Linked DNA regions of Homo sapiens: region 1 is linked to region 2. Evidence: read pairs that join two places in POLR2A ChIA-PET (ENCODE). Cell type or tissue: CD4-positive, alpha-beta T cell. All regions are shown on one strand.

Region 1 (2,500 bases), 50 kb after region 2:
TCTCACGGGCGGGCTCCTTACTCTGGATGGTGGCCACTTCGCCAGGTGGGCTGCAACCCGTGCCCAGTTACTTCCATTCTTGGTGATAGTGCTTTCTTACCCATCTCTCTGCAGTTGGGCATCCTGCCCATGCAGAGAGACTGTAGGACCATTGGGGAAAGGTCATTCTAGAATAATCACTGGGAGCCCAGAGCTGTGGGGACCCCCTTGCGTGGAAGGGAAGGAGTAGCTGCAGAGCAGGACAGAGGGTGTGGGCAGGTGGGATCCAAGGACCTGGGTCCCGGTAGGGCAGGACAGAGGCATACTGGCAGGTGGGGGTGGGGTAGGGGCAGGGAGGACGGCAGACGGGACAAAGGAGCGGTGCCCCCAAACACCATATGGAGCCTTCGGCTTGATGGTCATTCTTCCAGGCCGGCTCTTCAGACTTCTCTACTGGTGGGCTGGCACCACCTGGTACCGCCTGACCACAGCTGCCTCCCTCCTTGACGTCTTCGTTTTAACCAGGTGAGCGAGACTCCACCCTTGCCAATAAATCGCAAGGCCCTGGGGTGAAGGGACGGGTAAAGTGTGTCAACCTGTAATGGTCGATTCTCTGAGGGTTTTCCCCAGTTTCCCTGGAGCCTTTATTAGCGATCACGGAGTAGCTTCCCCAAAGCCCACCCCTGCCTGACAGAGGATGGACTCAGAGTCAGGTTCTTCTCCCCGAATTGATAGCCCTTCGAGGCAGGATTCCAGAGCACAGATTATTTCTTCTTGGACACATTCTACTAAACGCCACACTAGTCTAGCCGTGCCTGGCTCTCAGACACACGATGGCTTTCCTCCTGCAGGGTAGGCCCACTGACTCCAGGCAAGAAGTGGGGTTTCCCAGAAAGTCCATCTTCCTTCTTGGGCCTGGGACAATCTAACCCCCCGAGTTCCCCACTCATGGTCAGAGCCACAAAGAGGCTCTGCCTGAGGATGCTATGGGTTCATTCCCCAAGTCCCTAAACCAGCAGAACCAGGATTTGAGAATGTGCCCCTTAGGCAGAAGAACACGGAACCCAGAAGTCAGGATCCCTCTGGCCGTAATCCAGGTCCGGGCAGAGGGGACAGCTGGCCATACTGAAACAAGGGGCAAGGATGGGTTTGTGTCACCAAAAACAGGTTCCTTGTTGTTATTTAAGGAGTTACTTTTTTTTTCTATATTTGCATACTTAGAGGACCTGTCCATATAAAAATTTTTGAGTTTTTCAAAGACCACACTATTTTTAATAACATCAGTAAAATTCAGTCAAAATTGTCCCATCACTCTAAGACCTGCCCAGCAGGAAAGGCTCTGACGTGTCCAGGCTGGCCCTGGCACAGTGAGAAGCTCAAGCTATCCTCCTTAGCTCTAGTTCAGCACCCAGGAAAACATCTCAGGGTACTCCCTGGGTGGAACGTGGAGGCCTGGAGCTCCCCTCACACCTCCGCCTCCCCCGTCCTGCCCTCCCGCGTGGTCCAGGCGCTTCTCGTCCCTGAAGACGTTCCTCTGGTTCCTGCTGCCGCTGCTCTTGCTGACGTGCCTGACGTATGGTGAGCCTGCATGGGGAGAGCAGAGGGAGGCACAGAGATGTGTTCACCAGAGGGTGGTGACCTTTGGCAGGCAGGGAAGGGGCAAGACTGGGTGGGGTGTGCCTGTGACTGGGCAGGGCCTGAGCCCTGGACCCTGGATCATCTCTGCATGGCCCTCCCCACCTCTCCTGAGCCTCTTTTGTGCCGCCCTGGGCAGGAGCACACCCTAGTGCCGCAACATTGGGTGAAAAGCGGGATGCCCTCCCATTATCATTAGCAGTCATCCTCCTTCCACTCCAACAGGGACATCTGCTATGAGGGAGTTATTTTTACAAGATGAAGTTAAATCTTGAGCTGTCTTTAAAGTAAAAACAATGAAGCAGCAAAGGGAAATAAGTGCCTTTTTTGTTTGTTTTTTGAGACAGAGTTTTTGCTCTTGTTGCCCAGGCTGGAGTGCAATGGCGCGATGTCAGCTCACCACAACCTCCACCTCTCAGGTTCAAGTGATTCTCCTGCCTCAGCCTCCCGAGTAGCTGGGATTACAGGCATGCGCCAACATGCCCAGCTAATTTTGTATTTTTACTAGAGATGGGGTTTCTCCATGTTGTCAGGCTGGTCTCGAACTCCTGACCTCAGGTGATCCAGCTGCCTCGGCCTCCCAAAGTGCTGGGATTACAGGCATGAGCCACCGTGCCCGGCCATAAGTGCCTCTTTTTACACCAGTCACTTACCAGCTGTCCTGAATCATCCCAGGCGCTAGCACAGGCCTGCCTTGGTTTTTTGTTTGTTTTGAGACAAAGTCTTCTTCTGTCACCCCAGCTGAAGTGCAGTGGCACGAACACAGCTCACTGCAGCCTTGACCTTCTGAGCTCAGGTGATCCTCCCACGTCAGCCTCCCAAGTAGCTGGGATTACAGGCATGCAGCACCACACATGGCTAATTTTTGTATTTTTAGTAGAGACGG
Region 2 (2,500 bases):
GTTCCCTGTCCCTCATGCCTTCTGAGTGTCTGTATTCCTCCAGGTTGGCTTGCTCTAAGAGGCTCCTTAGCATGCTCAAGTCTATGCTTAGTTTAAAAAAACAATCTCAGGGAAGGATTATGACTGCTTCAGCTTGGATCAGGAATCCTTCCCCAGGGAGGATGAGGTACAATGAATACCATCCCCAACTAGAACCACAGGGTTGAGTGAGGATAGGAGTTCCCCCAAAAAAGAAAGGGTGCTGTTTCCCAAAGGGAAGGATGCTAGACAGACAAATCACAAATATCAGGTATTTTCAGCTGCAAGTAGCAGAACATATGGTTAAAATGTGGCTTATACAAGAAGCCTGGAGGTAGGCAATTTCAAGATTGGTCAACTCAGCCACTCAAAGACTCGATGAAGCCAGAATCTCCCATCTCCCTGCTCCACCATCCTCCGCATTTGGCTTCCTGTAGCCCTGACCACTCATGGATGTAGCTTACCAAGGCTATTTCAGGATCACGTCATCGCCCAACTGTGTTCAAGACAGGAAAAAAGGGAGGTGATTACCTCATCACATCTGTTTCTTTATGAGGGAGGAAAACTCTCTGGAAAGCCCTCAGAAGGCAATTATGTCTCATTATCCAGAAGTAGGTCACATGCTCACCCCAAACCCATCTCGGGCGGAAATGGGAGTACCATGACTGGTTTAAACTAGACAGGACTCATCCTTTGGGACTGGACCCAACTTCCCTGAGTATGTGCTACTCAGTACCCATACTCAATAGCAACTCTCACAGCAAAGAAGGCTGGGAAGATGGCAACTGGGTGGGTAGGCAGACTCAGTGTCTACATTTCCCTGCTTCCTTACAAACAGAACCACAATTCTATTGGAGGCTGCAATAGGCCCTGCTAAAATATATTCTCCAGCCTCCCTTGCAGCTAAGATCATCATGTGACATCATTCTGACCAATGAGATGCTAGAGGAAGTGTCATTTAAGGGCACTGACCCAGTTAGCAATCATTAGTTTGTCCTTTGTCCTTCCCCCTTTTACTACCTGGGTGCAAGTGAGATGCTGGAGGTATGGGGGTGTGGATCTTGTGCTGGCTCAGCTGGGTCCTTGATGAGACCATGGAGACCCATGCCTGGTAGCCCTGAATTACTTCTTGTTACATGAGAAAAACAAACACTTTGCATTGTTTAAGCCACTATTTTTCCAATCTCTGTTACTTGCAACTGATCCAATTGCTGATTCCTGGGTGTCCACCATCAGCCACTTTAAACAGCAAGAGCAGCCCAAGAAAGGGTGTAGCTGGTACTAGGCTGAGTCTTGGAATTGACAAGAGCTGAGTCTGGGAGCAGTAGAGTCTGACCCTCTGCACCTCAGTCATTCATTCACACACTTATTCACGAAGCATTGACTGGGCACCAACTCTTGGTTAGGTCCTGTGTGGTACATGGGATGCAAAGATGAAGAGGGCAAGGCCCTTGCTCTCCAGGAGCTCACAAAGGGAGACAGAGAATGAAACTCAAGTACAAAATGGTGACGAAGGGCAGTGACAGGAACATGCACCAGATGAGACAGGAACACAAAAGACTCTTCTGACTGCAAGAGATGAGATCCCAAAGTATACAAGCTTAGGCCAAAACCTTATGGGCTCATAGAACCAAAAGGAGGGAGGGAGGAGCACAGGGAGGATGTGGGCAGAGAGAATTTGTGAACAAAGGCAGGGAGGTGAAAAACAGCTTGGCGTGTGTGGAGAGCCATGAGAGTTGGTGTAGTGGAGGCGTAAAGCACAGGGGATGGAGCAGCAAGAAGAAGATGGGGGAGCCCGGGGCCACGCCATGGGGAGGCTTAAATGCCAGGACAGGGCAGGTGAATGTCACCCTTAGGCAATGGGAAGCCATGGAAGGAGAGAAGAAGTTATCGGACGGAGGAATGCGGCGGTGAGATTTGGGTTTTGGCAGGGTCATGTTGACTGTGGTACAGAGGATAAATTAGAGAGGGGCAAGACTGCAGCCAGGGAGTCCCACTAGGAGATTGTTGCACTCATGGAGATGGGACTGTGGTGTGGTGCACATGGAGGATACCATGAACATGACCAGAAAGGCTGTATCAGGAAACAGTTAGGAGTCAAAATTGGCATGCTTTTGATTGACTGGAAGTGGACGATGGTAGTGGGAAGTGTGAAGGACGACTCCCTGGTTTCTGATGGAGGCAACTGGTGGGGGGTAGGGGGTAGCACCATTTACTGAGATGGGGAATGCAGGAAGAGCAGATTGGAGGGAGATGATCAATTCAGTTTGGGACACACTGAGTTTGAAGGACTTGTGGAGCATTCTGGTGGACGTGGCCAGGAGGCAGTTGAATATTTGGGTCCAGAGCTCCAGAGAGAGGTCTAATATAGAAAAAGAAATACAGGAGGCATCAGAATTTAGAAGGACATTGACAATGGAAACCTTGGGAGTGGAGGAGACCCCCAGGGGAAAGTACCTAAGGTAGCAATCCTCAACAAGAT

What was found. Peaks named below come from ENCODE experiments on the same cell type or tissue, not always from the same donor. Only the 100,000 strongest peaks of a DNase experiment are listed, where the experiment ranks them.
Region 1: POLR2A ChIA-PET joins it to region 2 with 5 read pairs; 8 of 35 experiments call an interaction of 5 or more read pairs at or near these places.

The regions. Positions count from the first base shown.
Region 1 is chr22:38,747,770-38,750,269 of GRCh38, reverse strand. It overlaps SUN2 (Sad1 and UNC84 domain containing 2), which reads left to right. Exons shown (of 18, transcript NM_015374.3): 5 at 1-45; 6 at 411-504; 7 at 1,487-1,557. Among named protein-coding and RNA genes, the nearest start is that of SUN2, 7.0 kb to the left of the region's middle. In CD4-positive, alpha-beta T cell, no CTCF peak of the experiment used is centred here; no DNase peak of the experiment used is centred here; H3K27ac peaks cover 1,478 bases.
Region 2 is chr22:38,797,870-38,800,369 of GRCh38, reverse strand. No RefSeq gene overlaps it. Among named protein-coding and RNA genes, the nearest start is that of DNAL4, 5.0 kb to the right of the region's middle. In CD4-positive, alpha-beta T cell, no CTCF peak of the experiment used is centred here; no DNase peak of the experiment used is centred here.